Linked DNA regions of Mus musculus: region 1 is linked to region 2. The links are chromatin contacts, found by Hi-C or POLR2A ChIA-PET in ENCODE. All regions are on one chromosome and are shown on one strand. Each heading gives the region's core, a stretch centred on a gene start or an enhancer-like site at or near the end of the contact. The rest is flanking DNA. Distances are from core to core; before and after follow the strand shown. Region 1 holds the start of Tspan17 (tetraspanin 17). Region 2 holds the start of Unc5a (unc-5 netrin receptor A).

The links. Hi-C counts contacts between places; a loop is a spot of excess contacts on that map. ChIA-PET counts read pairs that join two places held with the same protein, here RNA polymerase II (POLR2A).
Region 1: a loop to region 2 is called in a map of mouse trophoblast stem cell, with 2.0 times the contacts of the local background. The contact joins the promoter of Tspan17 here to the promoter of Unc5a in region 2. A Hi-C loop is called at or near these places in 14 of 37 maps with a recorded cell type or tissue (CH12.LX, CH12F3, adrenal gland and 5 more). POLR2A ChIA-PET finds 5 or more read pairs at or near these places in 2 of 5 experiments (both embryonic stem cell).

What each region holds. Positions count from the first base shown.
Region 1 is chr13:54,784,674-54,792,432 of GRCm38, reverse strand. It overlaps Tspan17 (tetraspanin 17), which reads right to left and starts at 3,028. Exons shown (of 8, transcript NM_028841.3): 1 at 2,752-3,028. The coding sequence starts at 2,838. Eif4e1b (eukaryotic translation initiation factor 4E family member 1B) reads right to left here. Exons shown (of 7, transcript NM_001033269.3): 3 at 7,529-7,624; 4 at 6,892-6,955; 5 at 5,701-5,814; 6 at 5,445-5,584; 7 at 3,974-5,148. The coding sequence ends at 5,037.
Region 2 is chr13:54,944,409-54,952,211 of GRCm38, reverse strand. It overlaps Unc5a (unc-5 netrin receptor A), which reads right to left and starts at 2,801. Exons shown (of 16, transcript NM_153131.4): 1 at 2,481-2,801. The coding sequence starts at 2,550. Gm31313 (a long non-coding RNA gene) reads left to right here and starts at 5,977. Exons shown (of 4, transcript XR_873485.2): 1 at 5,977-6,263.

The DNA.
Region 1 (7,759 bases), core at 1,779-4,278, 160 kb after region 2:
GTGCATCAAGCAAGGACACTGTTCAGGGCGTCTTTCCCGCAGGAACAGAAGCTACCTCAAGCCTCAGGCTGGACAGCAGACTCTTCCTGGAGTCTCTGAGGACTCTCTCAACACGGAGGAAAATTCAGAGAGGCCCCAGTCTGGCTCAGAAAACATCTGGCCTCAAGCATGCTTGTACCTTTGTTTTGGCTTTTTTTTTTTTTTTAAAGATTTATTTAATGTATATGAGTACCCTGTGACTGTCTTCAGACACACCAGAAGAGGGCATTGGATCCCATTCCAGATGGTTGTGAGCCACCATGTGGATGCTGGGAATTGAACTCAGGACCTCTGGAAGAACAGTTAGTGCTCTTAACCCGCCCCCAGCCATCTCTCTAGCCCTTATTTTGGCTTCTTGAGATAGGGTCTCATCGCAGTAGTCAAGGTTGACCTCACTAGGTAGCAAGTGATGGCCATGGGATCTTTGCCTTTTCTGGATGCTCTGTCTGGAACTCTTCACCCTCTTGGTTCTCCTTGCCACTCAAACCCCAGCTGCCCACCGCCCTCTCCAGACACTTAGGCATCTGTTTATTTGCTCGGTATTTCCTCTATGCAGGGGCAGAGAGGGCAGAGAGCAGGGCTAGCCTGTCCTCTAGTGTGCTCACAGGGCTAACAGTGCTAGGGCACTGAGGTGTCTGAAACAGGTGAGGGTGGGGTGTAGACGTGCGTGTCTGGAGCCAGGGAGATGTCAGGGTCCCGGAAAGCTGAAATAACTGTGGAGAGGAACTAGGTAAGAGGCTAAACCCGGGGTGAAGAGCACAGAAGAGGCAGAGAGAGGCTGATCAGGAGGCTGGGACATTTGTCAAAGCAGCAGGAGGAGGAATGAGGCTAGGTTGAACAAGGAGGGGTTTGGGGAAAACAAAACATTAGCTGGTCTCTTGTCCAAAGATGAGATGAATCAGACGGGATGAGACAGGCGACATGATGCTTGGGGTAAGCCCCCAGAGCCAGCACAGAGAAGCCATTTTCAGGGAGGATACAGTAGGGGACAGAACCCAGCACCAGGGAAGGAAAGGGTGGGTGGGGGTGGGGTACTAGTAGTCTCTCTCTCTACTCTCTACTCTCTCTGATGGTGTGCCTTCCTCAAATGAGCTGCTAGGGGTCAGAGATAAGAGGGTGGCTTGCCTTGACCATCAGGGCTCTCCAAGCAAGGAACTGAGGCTAGACAATGAGAAAGATTAAGGTGCCATCGGGAGAACAGGCTGCCCAGACGACACCTAGGTGGTGTCCAGATGGCATACGTAGAGCTGGACAGAGAGGCACAGACCTATAATCCCACATTTGGGAGATGGGACATCAGGAACCCAAGGTCCCAGATTCCTTCCCATCTCCAGATGCTCTGTCACCTTTTCATACACCTACAGCCAACGAGAACTGATCCAACTCTGCTTTAAAACCCTGCCTGCCCCCATGCCACCCAAGCATAGGACCTTAATGTTCTGTCCATCTTTACTCCCCTGCCCAGGCGCCCCACCCTTGCCCAGGAACAAAGCTGGGACTTTCATCCCCCTACCCCCAGAGTTACTTAGCCTCTCTTCCTTCCCTCCACCCACTGATAATCATGTTTCTCGAGACAAATAATTTAAGCTCTTACCGTCTATTCATTCAGTCCCCTATCTGTAAACTACAGATAATAATAAGGCAGTCGGGAGAATGTGCCTCATCAGAATTCATGTGTTACTAAGCTGGGTGTGATGGCTCACACCTGTAATCCCAGCACCCAAGAAACTCAGACAGGAAAACTGCAGCAAATTGCAAGCCAGAATGGGCTAGAGTGAGACCCTGTCTCAACAACAAAAAACTCTCGTTTAATCTAACAACCCAGAAGGATAAACTCCAATACTGGCTCCTCCAAGGCTGGAAAGCTAAAGCCCAGAGAGCAAAGAGGCTCGCCCAAAAGCCTCTGGACAAGGCCTGCTACACTCAGGCCCTTTGACTTCCAGGCCAGCGCTCCCTGTAGCTGCCCACACCCTACAGAACAGAAGACTGCTGACATCCAAGGACACCCACCACAGGGCAAACCCGACGGCTCGTGGGTGGAGAACAGAGCCGCTGAATCCTGCTGAATGCAAGTGGGAAAGGCCTGGCATAAAGGACAGCAAGCACAGCCCGGCTTTGGCGATAGGATGGGGGAGGGAGAAGAGAAAGATGACTTGGCAGGACCAGGACACAGATGCCACACAGAAGGAAGCCTCTGTTTGTTTGGTCAGCTATGGAATGCTGAATTCTGTTCCCAAGGGACAGTTCCCTGTTCTCAACTGGAGCTCCTCTCCCTGCAGAGGCAGAGGCCTTGGCTTTCCTCTCTCCTAACCTCCTGGCTCACAAGCTTCTGAGCGTCTGTAGGGTAGACTCGGGGCTAGGACCCAGCCTCGCGAACCTCACCGCACCATGCTGGGAGCTGGAGTGGCCGGGAGGCGGGGCGGGGCTGGTCCGCAACTACCGCGCCCCTGCAGTCTTCCGGCAAACGCCGCCCCCTTTTTCGCCCAAACTTGGGGCTGCAAAGAGAGACTCCCAGCACCTCCTGCTGGGACTGGGTCCCGCCCCCCAGCTATCCCAGTAGCTCCCCAGAATAGTTGGGGACGGGGCATCGGGGTGGAGGGGGTGGGGGACAGTCCCTGGTCGCAAGCTCCTGAGACGGGATCTCCCTCACCAGCAACTGAGACTCCCTAACCCCTATCCTCAGCGCAGAGCGAGAAGCGGACTCGCGCTCACCCAGAAGACAATGTTGAAGCCAAACAGGAAGTATTTCCCGCAGCAGCCGACCTCAGGGTCCTGGAATTGCTGGTGCTTGCCGGGCATGGTGAGCGGCCACCTGCCGTCCCGGGAACCCGAGCCGGTGACCGGCCCAGCCCTCTGCGGGCCGCCCAGGCCTGGAGCAGCCCCGGGCCTAGCCCGGTGGCTGCGGCTTCATGGTCAAAGCCACACAGCTCACCGGCTGCCCCGCCCGCTGTGGCACCGCCCACGGCGCTCGGACAGCCACACCCGGAGTGCGGTGCCCTCATCCGACCCCGCCCTCCAACAGCGCTCCGGCCCCGCCCACAGTGTCAGTCCACACCCCGCCCCAGCAAGGCTCGGTCTTCTTGGAGCCCCGCCCACGACCCCGTCCCAGTCAAGTTCAGTCCTCACGGGCCCCGCCCATAACCACGACTCCGCCCCCAGCCGGGCTTAATCCTCTCAGGCTCCGCCCATGCCTAGCCGCTGTCCTCCCGCAGTCCCGCCTACGCCCCGCCCAAGGCTCTGCCCTAGCTAACTTCTGTTCTCGAGCTCCGCCTCTAAACCGGGTCCCGCCTCTGATGAGCCCCAAACCCCGCCTCCAACCGGCCTCAGTCCTCCTGGAGCTCCGCCCTACTCAGCCTCAGTTCTGAGCCACAGTCGGCCTTCTTGGAGCCACGCCCAAGACATCCGTCTTTTTTTTTTTTTTATGGTCCACAGGTCTCACTTCTCCCCAAGACCCTGCCTCTGGGCCAGGCTTTGGCTACACCCCAGTCACACTCAACCCCTTGCAACCCCCACCTCTGAAGAGTCCCCGTCTCCTCTCTAAGTCCGTCCTCCAGTTAGCTTCTCTCAAGTTCCCCAAGTCCTCCAGAGGCCCCAGATGAGCCAACTGGCAAAGCTGGTGAGCCAAGTGTGAATAATTACAGTGGATCTCCAGTCTAAGATTCAAGAACCAGAGGAGTCCACTCCCCAGGGATAAGTGGTTGGGAATAGTGGGACCAATGAACAGTGCCATGCATTCACACACAGTGTAGTTGAATACAAACAGGCTGGCGTGCCATGCCACGCCTGTTCTGTTTTGCCTATTCCTATGGTCGCCCTGTCCCATACCTACTTGACTGCCTTGATACCTGGGATTCACCAGAGTCCTTCTGATGCAAAACAGGACAGAGCAGATGCAGGTTTAGGTACGTCTGATCTTAAATATTTAGATTCCAAGTTTGTTCCAGAAGTGTTTATTTAGATACAGAAAGGGCCTTAAGCATCATCAGCATCAAGTGAATCCCTCCTAACAAGACCACGGTGAAGCCTAACTACCACTGTAATCTCTTCACTCATGAAGGTTTATCCATCCATCATTTCAGCAGGAGGAGACACACAGAATCCATAGGACTGTCTTCAGATGGGAAGGCTGTGCAGGGCATTCCCAGTTCCCAGTCCTACCTGTCTTTACACAAATTCCTCTCTAACCTAGTCCATACTTGAAGGGGGGGGGGAGGAGAGAGGGAGGGAGGGAGAGAGGGAGGGAGGGAGAGAGGGAGGGAGGGAGAGAGGGAGGGAGGGAGGGAGGGAGGCAGGGAGACAGGGAGGGAGGGAGGGAGAGAGGGAGGGAGAGAGGGAGGGAGAGAAGGAAGGAAAGAGGGAGGGAGGGAAAGAGGGAGGGAGGGAAAGAGGGAGGGAGGGAGAACCCAATCACAACTGGTCCAGGGAAGGAACAGGTGTTAGGATGGGTACCCAAGCTACAGATCTGATGAGGGTAACCCCATAATCAGCCTTTAAGCTCACAGAGAACTGAACTCCTAACCCTTAATATCAGTGGCCTGGAACCATCCTCCCAAGACAGAAGAGCCTGCCTCAGGAGTCTCCTGTCCTTGTTTGGCAGGGTTGTGCCAGGACTTTGCTTTACCCTGCCCTTGGCAAATGGCCACGTACAGGGCTAGCGATTGAGAGTAGTTTATAAGCATTGGCCAGCTGCCATGAGGCCTGAGCCCAAAACATGCTGAAGAAGTTATTATGGATGCAGGCACAGTGATGAGCTGTGGCAGTCCCAGGTCTGTAGGCTGAAGCAGGAGAGTGGCTTAAGCCCACAAATACGAGGCCAACCTGGGCAACAGGTAAAACCTTATCTAAGGAGTGGTGCTTATACATGTTCCAAGAGAGGTAAAGAACCAGGCTGTCTGCCTCCCCCAAGCCCTGCCCCAGAATCCACAGTGCAGTATAGTCTTCCTTGTCCATCAAGCAGCAAGATGAGGGTGCCCACTGAGTAGTGGCTGAAACCGGTCTCACACCACAAACTTGTTTGCTAAGTTGTTGCTCTTGGCAGCAGTGTCTGCATGGGCCTGGTACCCAATGATGGTCTTCGTAGAGATGCCCAGGCGCTCTTTGTATATTTGCCTAATGTTGGAGACAGGGTAAAATGGCAGACATAACCCAGGCCCAGTTCTTCTGTTCAGATATATCTCCCTGGTTCCAGCTCCAGCCTCACCCATTTTACATGTCTTACTCATAGACCAGTACCTGTCATAGAATCCCTCAGTGAAACTGACAACTTTAATTAAAAACAGTTTGGGTCTAAATTCCTACTTCTTTTATACAAGTGGGTGAGGAAGAAGGGAGAGCAGGTCTGAAGGGTGCCAGAGGTTTCCCTTGCAGCCCCCCAGTATCACCAGGGTCCGGGGGAGGATTCTCACCCGATCTGCATCACTCCGGCTTTGTCCTCTGCTTCACTCGTCCACAGGGCAATCTTGTCCCTCTTCGTGCGGATGTTCACGACAGCACCGCACACTTCCCTGCTGTATTCCTCAAAACAATTCCCAACCAGACACAGCAACTGAGCCCCGAGAGGAACAAACAGTAAGTGCCCCGGCTTGGATATAGGGTCCACCCCACCAGCTTTGAGACCTCCTGAGACCCATGCCTATATCTCTTCCCCTGCCCTCCACTCACCGTCTCCAGCCACAGACGGTCCAGTTCGAAGTGGCGCAGTTGTTTGTCAATGCTGAGCAGCCAGCGGCCACCCTGCTTGTTTCTGTTGTCTTCCCACATGGGCAGGATGCCTTCCTGTGGGGAGAGCCTGATCAACCGCCTCCCTTTGGTTTTTTTGTTTGTTTTTTTGGTTGCTCAAGACAGGGTTTCTCTGAATAGCCCTGGCTGCCCTGGAACTCACTCTGTAGACCAGGCTGGCCTCAAACTCAGAAATCCGCTTGCCTCTGCCTCTGCCTCTGCCTCTGCCTCCCGAGTGCTGGGATTATAGGCGTATGTATGTCACCACGCCCAGCCTCCCTTGGTTTAAAGGAAAGTAGACACCAAGCTTCCTCTGCACAGAGCCTAGTCTGCTCTGTACCCAGGACTTAATTAAGCATGCTTCTCGGGGCTGGTGAGATGGCTCAGCAGGTGGGAGTACTGACTGCTCTTCCGAAGATCCCGAGTTCAAATCCAAGCAGCCACATGGTGGCTCACAACCACCCATAATAAGATCTGACGCCCTCTTCTGAAGCATCAGAAGACAGCTACCATGTACTATATATAATAACAAATCAACCTTTGGGCCGGAGTGAGCAGGGACTGAGCGAGCGGAGTTGACCGGAGCGAGCAGAAGTCCTAAAAATTCAATTCCCAACAACCACATGAAGGCTCACAACCATCTGTACAGCTATAGTGAACTCACATACATAAGAAAATAAACAAACAAATAAATCTTAAAAAAAAAAAAAAGCAGGCTCCTTTTACCTACTCCCTCCCCTGCACAGCAGGGGCCACCTCCAACCACTCTGCCTTCCACACAGGTCCCTTCCAAGACCCCAAAGCCTGCTGAACCCTGCTGAGCCCCACAGCCCTTGAGCTCCCCTGTTGCCACCTTTGGCAACTTCATGCCTAAGCTTGTCAACTTTACTAAACAGGATTAAGGTGCTGATGGTGGTACCTCCAAGGTGAGACCAGACACGGTGAGGAATGCCCCCCCCCCAGCCCACCCTGCACATGCATTTTTCATGTCCACACTAATTTAGAAGCCAGGCCAAAAACTTGGGCCCTAGCCTTGAGGCCCTCTCCTCTCCGGACTCACACATCCTTAGCTGCCCACGCCCCAGTCATCCATGAGAGAAAAGCCGGGGAATCACTCCCTGGAGCAGAGCCTACCTTGAACAGGGCATAGTCACAGCCGGAAGAGAGCTTGCTGGCCAGCTTGATATGGCTGTACACCCTGGAAAGACCCCACCCCACATAGAGGTTTTGGGGCTTCGAAGCCCATGGTTCACCTGACTCTGTCTTTCCAATTCCTCTCTAGACCTCTCTAGCTTCCAGCTACCGCTTCCTACCTCCCAGGGCCTCCCCACACCCTCCACATGCCCAAGGGCCCTGCCACCTGGAATCCCTTCTCTGGGAACTTGTCTGAACTAAAAAAGCCTGGTGAAGTCTACATCATTAGGGCGTTCCAGCTGGGCCTCCCTCCTGGGTTAGCCTGGCCTTTCTCAGCTTTCTTTGGCACACACACTAAGGCAGCAGCCTAATAATCCTTACTATAGCTGAGCCAAATTTCATGAGAGGAAGAAACCCGGTTAGAGCCACAAAGCCACAGAGTCTCGGGGCTCACTCCTGCTTCTTCCAGACCCCAGGTTCTCCTTAAGCCCTGAGAAGCTTTCAAGGGGGTGGACCATGACCTGACAAGAACCTACCAACCCTCAGCTCCCAGCAAATGTTGACAAGGCCCTGAGAAGGTGGCAGGCTATGATGCCTTTGGCCCCCAACTCAGCGCTCCTGAAGGCAGAACACTCACGCCCAGAAGTCCTCCACAGTGTTAAACTTGGTGACTAGCTGCAGGTTGTCCTGCCAGGCCCGGCTTCGGTCATTCTTGAAGAACCACAGAACCCACCTGAGGATTAGGAGATAGAGGCTTAAGGCTCCCAGCCCTGCAGTGTCCGGGCTGCCATGTTTGTAAAGTAGGAGGTGAGATCTGGGACACGCAATCCCCACAAGGTGTGGGAAGTCAATTATCCCTACAGGCAGG
Region 2 (7,803 bases), core at 1,552-4,051:
ATTGCCTCTCCTCCCTAGCCATGGTACTGTCTAGGGGGCACCCAAGACAAGAAGACATGAAGGGTAAGGAGTTGCATGTGCCGGCCGGCTGTGTAACTGGCAGAGCATAAAAGGGACAATCTGTCACGGCAGGTGGGTGTCTGTGTGTGCAGGCGCAGACGGGGTATGCCCAGGTGCATTTGTGCTGAGGGATGGCTTTTGTGAGTGGTAGTGTGTAACGTTGGGTGACAAAGGATAGATAGGTGCTTGGCCTGGGGGGTGGGCAGAGTCTGCACTGGCTCAGCAGTCCTAAGCCACCCCCACCTTGCACGTGTGAGCGCACACACATACACACATCCAGCCATACCCCTCAAGACTGCCTGGTTGACCACTCTCCCCCCCCCCCCCAGCCACTCACAGACACATTTTTCACCAGCTGCTGTTGCCAAGGAACTGATAAGCAGATGCAGGGATGTAGTAGGGTCATGGCAGGGGCAGCCCTACCTAGGTATCTGTCCACACATGCCCAGAGCCTGTGTGGGGAGGGTGAGATGTGTTCTCTTTGAGAAGTAGGGCCACTCCTACCTCCATACCTTTCAGCAGCTCCTCTCACGGCTAGAGAGTTAATGCCCGAGACAGGCTCTAATCCCAGGTAGCTCTGAAGCACTCATGCCCACCTGTCTGTCAGCCCTGGGAAACCTCAGGCCAGCCCCCAACAGGTGTCCTGCCAATGGGCAATGCAGTTCTTCTTGAAGTGCAATCCTTCATTCCTGGTTTTAGTGCCCTCACCTACAAGTGTCTGTCGCCCCTGTCTGTAACGCTCACTGGTGCAGTACCATGCAACTACCACACGCATACAGCATGTTAGTACTCATCTGACCGTACACATGACAGCACTACCCATGCCACATCAGTGGTGCCCCCTGCCCCCATTACCCAGGACACATGTCAGTCCACACCATTCCCACCCAGGTGCTCACGTGGCAAAATGCAGCTCTGACCACACAGCCCCTCTCACACACATGCAACTCAGTAAACATTTCCTGGGGACCCATTCAGTGTCTGGCAGCACCTCCTCTGACACCCCCAGCTCATGACTATGGCCAGTCCTGCAACTCACACCCCTAAAGCTAACATATACAACATGAATACACAGCCAACAGCAGGCAGCCCAATCTGAGGGTTCGTCAGGATTAAAAGGGGAGGCCATTAGGAAGAAGGGCTGGTTAAAGTGAGGATTTAGGGTGCATTGACAGGGGAAGGAGGCAGAGCAGGGGGGACGAGGTAGAGGACTTAAGGGGCAGGATGGGGAGGGCAGTCGAGGCAGTGGTGGGTGAAGGATGCAGTACGCAGAGACTCTTCAAGGAACCAGCCATCGACCTTAATCATCTGGTCCTTGACGGAGCTCTCGTCTTTCTAGATTGGCAGTTCAGAAATCCACACCCTTAGGAGAAACTGGCCTTGCCAGCCTAGGGATCACCTCCCGGGAAGCAGGCTCTGGGGGCATCAAGCACCAAGAATTGCTCAGGCACCCTTCCCAATACCCAGAAGCTCAGCACTGCCAAATCCTTAGGGGCCAGGAGATTAGGGACCCCCACAGCTCGGTCTAGGTGCGGGCTTTGGGAGATTAGACAAAACCTCCCCCCCCCCCCAGGCCTCTCACGCAAGGAGGTGGGCTAAAAGGCTAGGTTATGAAGGGGCTGGTTAGGGTGGCCAACAAGACACGCGGGGAGACTGCAGGGCTGTGGAGTTTCTGAGAGGTTCTCAGAGCCCGCCAACCAACAGCCAACAGCAAACAACTCCCCTTCGCCCTCCTCTTCCCCCCTCCCACCTCCAGCAGCGAGGCCAGGAACCACAGGCCACCACAGGGGCCCCAGTGCTTTGACTACCGGCTGCAAGAGCTGAGGGCTGTTGGATGCCTCCACGCCTGAGTGTGTGCGTGTGCAAGCCTGTGTGTGGTGGGGACAGAGGAGGACACTATGTTCTAGACGTGGGCACAGGCCAGGTGCCAAGCTAGAAATTGTGAGTGGCTGTTTGGGGCAGTCCTACCTGGAAGAGCTGTCTTACCCCCCCCCCCCCCCACACACACACCCCATTTTCTGAGCACTAGCATATGGCCTTGAGTCCTTCAAGTCTTGTCTTTTTGTCTTTCCTGGATTATTTCAAACTGCCGTCGCGCTCCCCCCCCCCCCCCATCATTCTCCCGGGCCCGTGAAACCAGCAAAAACTTCCCCCACCCGGAGGCGTGGGGCGTCTACACTCGCCAGCCCCGTGCGCTGACAGCTGTTCTGGACTTGGCAGAAGCAAGGCTTCCGGGAGAGCGCACCAGGAAGCTGCGCAGCAGCGAGTGGCGGCCCCCGCGTCCTGCCCAGCAAAGTTTGGCCTCCGGGGGCTCCCAGACGGGTCGGCCGCGCAGGTCACGGCCACCTCCTCCCCAGAGCTAAGCGTTCGCGCGCACGGTCCCCCGCAAGCCTCCCCAGAGCGCGCGCGGCGTGACTCACCCGAACCACGAAGCCAGGCAGTGAGGACTATGCCCAGGAGCGCTGGCCACAGGCCGGGCCGGACGGCCATGGCCGCGGGCGGACGAGCGGGCTGGACTAGGGGCCCCGCGGGCGGGAGAGAGGCTGTCAGCGCCTCAGCCGAGAGCCCCACCTCGGGGCGCCCCCGGGGCCCATGCCAGAGGACAGCGCTGCCTCCGGGCGGCCGGCTGCGGGGCGCACGCGGCGCGTGGCTCCCCTGGGCACCCGGAGCGCAGCAATGCAGCCGGGGCGGAGCGCAGCGCCAGCCGCGCCGCGCACCGAGCCAGCCGCCGCGCGGAGCCCGCAGCCGGGGAGCGGGCCGGCGGGCGCCGCAAAATCCGGACTGGAGCGGCGGAGCGGGGCGGAGGCGGGGCGGGGCGGGGGAGGAGGGGCCGGGCGGCGCTGCGAGCGCGGGCCACCCCCTGCACCGGGGATCCCTTCGGGCAACGCCTGAGGCTCCCCCAGGGAGGAGCTGGGGTAGTGGGCGGGGAGGCCTCCCACCACCCCTCTCAGTCTCCAGGGACAGAGACAGGACTCTGGATCCCGGAGTGGATTGCTTTTCCGGATCTGGCATCACCCTGGTCCGCCAGTCGGCGCACAGGTGGCCCGGGAGGGGCCCCGGGCTGCGGCGACCCCGGCGCAGCGCCAGCCTGCGGAGAGCAGCTCGACTCTGGAGTGCCCCAGGCAGGTTCCGCTGCAGTCCCTGCTTGCACCCCTGCCTCCGGGCTGCGCTCCGAGATCGTCAGCGCGCCGTGGTAGGCAGCTGGCGGGCGGCTTGGATGGGGGACTGCAGGAGAGGTCCCGGGGCCCAGCCGGCGCGCAGGAGCCGCCAGGCCCCCACCGTCTCACCATCCGCCTCCCCAAGACAGCCTGGTGGGCTTCAGGGGCAAGCGTAGCAGCGTGGCCCCAGGCTTTCTTAATCCCTCCACGCCGCTGGCCCAAAGGAAACAACCTTAGGGCGCAGCGCAGCCTGTAAGGAGCGTCGTGTTGTTTGCGCCCCGAGCGCGCGCGGCGCTGGAGACGTGGGCGTGATGCAGGAACCAGAAGGGTTTTGGGAGCTACAAACTCCTGGGGTAGAATAGAAGTGTCACATTCTTCTGGCTCTGTGACCTTGGGCAAGTCACGGGGCGTCTCTGGATCCCAGCAGAATGACCGCTGGAGGATCTCCTATTCCCCACCCCCATTCCCTAAGCTGGTTAAAATAAACAGAAGGCTGCCCTAGAGAAGGAAAATAAACGCTCTCGGTGTGCACAGGGCGAGGGATCTGAAAGAGAGGGTCCCACTTCTGGCCAGGAGGAGAATGAGAAGGGTGAAGACGGTCACACACTCAAACGCCTCCAGCGCCGATCGATAATATAAATTGGTGCTGCAGGCCAGATGATATAAGAATGGTCTTGGCTTCCACAAAGAGATATGAGCTCTCCTATATTTCTTGAGACACGAGGCCCTCTCTCGGTCTGTCTTTTGTTTCCCACTTTTTATAGAGAAGGTTATGAAAAATGTTTTGCTTTATTCTGCTCTCTTGTATATGTGTATATCTGCATATGTATATGTGTGTGTGTGTGTGTGTGTGTTTCTATTCACAACCAAAGCTCCAGATGTGAATGTACAGATTTTGGGCCTCAGGGCCAGACAGGCAGGGAGACAGGGCACAGGGTCATATCGAAATGGCTCTCTTGTTCTAGGTGCCTGTTGGGAGGGGAGGAGCCAATTGGTTTTGTTTACCAATTTTCAATAGAAGCTGTTGTCTGGGAAAATAATTTTTTTAAAGATGTGTGTGTGTGTGCACGTGTGTGTGCGTGTGCATGTGAGTGCGTTGCATAGTGCCTGTGTGGAAGTCAGAAAACAGCTTGTCATTTCTCTCCTTATGTGAGATTCGGGGATGAAAGCCAGGTTGTAAGGCTTGATAGCAAACCCCATTATTCACTGAGGCATCTTGGTGGCCCTAAAATTGATTTTTAATACATGTGTGTATTTATAACCTCTTTTACCCAGATGATCATACTCCCCAACTTCAGCTTTTTAGACAAACACATTAGAGAGTAGAGCTGATCTACAGGCTGCTCCAGTGTGTGTGTGTGTGTGTGTATGTGTATGTTTTGTATGTGGTGTGAGTGTGTGTGGTGTGTGTGTGAGAGCAGTTGTTGTATGCCCAGGCTATTCTCCTGTATTCTATTAATACCCCTACAGTGCTCTCCTGGATCTGAATTTGGGTTCACAGTGTGGAAGAAATGTTGAAGGCTTGGGGTTTGGACACTGAAGGGAGGCCGTTGTCGATTAGGGCATGGTGTACATGAGGAAGTAACAATGTGTTTATTGGATAGTACTATGCCCTTGCCTACATCTGTAGTTTGCTCTAAGCAGTACATGAAACCCCGTTAAGTCAACATTTCCACTTTACACAGATGAGGCAGCTGAGAGTTAGGCAAGGACCAGCCTTATCCCAGAACTGCGAAGCTGGCTGAGAGGGGCCCCAGGAGGTTTGATTTCTGGGCCCGTGATCCATACATTTCTTCCTCCTAAAGCTTCTTTGGGGTTAGAATTGGGGAATCTCTTCTCTTCTCAGTTCTTAGCCCCTCTCTTTCCATCTAGACTAGAGAGGCCCGTGTAGCAGTCAGAATAGGTTTTGTCATGGTAACAAATGGTCCCCAAAGTATCAGTGGCTTTAATCAACAAAGATTTATTTCTCATTTGTCCATCGTGGCTCTTCTGTTCCTGGTCATATTCACTCAAGGGCCCAGGCTACCAAGGAGACAGAGAAACAGGGACTCTAGAGAAACACCTGACAGTAAACAGTGGCTTGGCCTGAAAGAGGACCTGCTACTCTTACCCACAACCAGGACCCTACCTGAGAGAGTACGCAGGGTGGACCTGAAGCTAGCGAACAGCACTCAGTAATATGTACAGCCTGTCCTTTTGGGGGTGGAGGGGTGGAGTCTTATTGCAGCACAGCCTGTCCATGGGGTGGGATCTTACTGCATCCCACATCTGCAGCTGTGCCTAGGCCCAGTTTCCTAGAAGCCAAGCTGTTCCTTCGTTCCAGACTTTTCCATTTGCCTTTCTCCCTTGAACACTTTATCCTCTGCTGGTTACATTGGCAAGCTCCTTTAAGTCACTGAGACACTTCAGCTGTCCCTTTCTAAGTGGAACTCAGGCAAGCCAGGAGAAAGAGGAGAGATGCTTTGCCAGTGTCACTCCTGCTGTGGAGGCTCAGATGGCAGAGGTGGGGACAGATCAGGGAGCCTCCCACTCAAGACTGCTTTGCAGGCTGCAACACTCCACTTAGTTCAGCTTCTGACTCCACTATCCTGTAGCTCATCCCACTGCTGAGAACCCAGCTTCCGTCTCCTGGAAGCACCCTTTGTTTCATTTGAAGAACCAGCCCTTCTGCCCTTCAGCACAGAGTTCATGTGCTCTACTCGCTCAGTTCCAAAACATGGAACGAACTTCTATCTTGCTGATCAACACCCAAGATCCCATGAACTACCGAGACAGGCACAGAGTGAGCACTGGTCTGAGCCCATTCACCGAGGCTCATTTCTGGAACTCTGGTTGGAACTAAACAGTTACTTTCTTCATGGACACAGTCTGGACATGAAGCTCTGGCTGAATGAGCAGACATGCCTGAGGCTGAGGCATGGACAGAGAAGCCAAGCGTGAAGGGAGCCCCGAGACTGTGCTGTGTCATCCAGAAATGTTTCTGGAGCTACTAGGAATACCCCTGGATCCTTCTGTTCTCTCAGCCAGTATGTCACTGTTTTGATTGTAAGTCCATTTGGGTTTCTGTCATTTGCTTTAGAAAAAAAAAAGATACATAATTATCCTTTGTAAGGGCTGGGTATGCAGCTTAGTCAGTAAGTTTGAGCATGCTCAAAGCCCCAACACTGCAGAACCAGGCAGGTATCAGGAACCTGTAATCCCAGCACCTATGAAGTGGAGACAGAAGGACCCATGCCAGGTCTTCCCAGATATATAGTGAGTTTGAGGTTACCCTAGGATGCATGAAACCCTATTTCCAAAAAGGAAATTATCCTTTATATACATATATATATATGTATATATATAAATCTGCTCTAAGCTGGGCACGGTGGTTCACACCATCACAACAATAGAAAGCAAACTAGCAGGCAATACCTTAGCACAGGGCGTGGATGCTCTTGTGATAGCGGTTCCAGGACCAAGGACAGCACCCAGCATGCTCAGGTTAGGACTCTGTCCTTTGCCTGGTTTCTTTGAATTCTCACAATCCTGGCAAAGTAGACCCAAGTTGTGCAGACACAAAATTGAGGCTCAGAGAGGGCACAGCTTGCCTGATGCCCCTTAGCTGTAAAATATTCAAACCTGTGGTTGCTCTAGAAACGTTTGCTGAGTCTAACAAATGGTTTTATTAGAGACACATGGTCCTAAGATGCATGAGCTATTACTCATGTATGCAAACACACACACACACATCGCACATACTCACACATGCACACACATGCACACAAAACGCACACATACACACACACTCATGCATGCACACACCAACGCACACAAAGACAACCTTCAGTAGCCCTACAACACCCATGGAATTTCAGTCTCTAAGGTTTCCCTGGCTACGGAGGCTTAGTTTCCAGTTTCCCCACTGGGCACTTTCAGGTAGGTTTGGAGGTGAGCAATTCCATGCTGAGAGGCTCATGTAAAAAGGAGGGGGCAGGAAGCGCAGGAAGGAGGAGGGGGATTGGACCGATCTGAAGCTTGGCACCGTGCCCTCTGCAGATGACCTGATGAGTATTTCGCAGAAATAATTTCATTAGCGTCTCTGGGAGATGAACAATTAGCAAGACGCTCTGATACTTTAAAAGCTTAAGAGAAGGAAGAAGATGCCTTTCTCACTCCCTGACCACAGCACCCCTTTCTGCCCCCACCTCCCTCCATCTTTCCCACACACACCCCATGCTTCCCTTGCACACTGCCATTCTCTCACACACACACCTCTGATCCCAGCCTCGCCAGCACACTCCTGGGCTCCTCACTGCTCCCTCCCTCTTCCAGGCTCCCATCAGCCTGTGCTGGAGTTCTGCCCATACTGCATCAATCGGTCCCCTGTGCTCTGATACTCAGACACCCAGGCCTGAAGCTTGGCACTGCTCCAGCCTTCCAAAGGCACTGCTTTTCTCTCCAATACCAGAGGGCAGGGCCAGGTAGGGCTCTTCTATTTGGATTGGTTTTGCTGCCAGGTCCTTGGAAACTTCCAGCAGAGGTCAGAGGCTGCCTACTGCAATCTCAGGGCTACTCTGGGAGGCAGAGTGGAGGACAGCTCCTA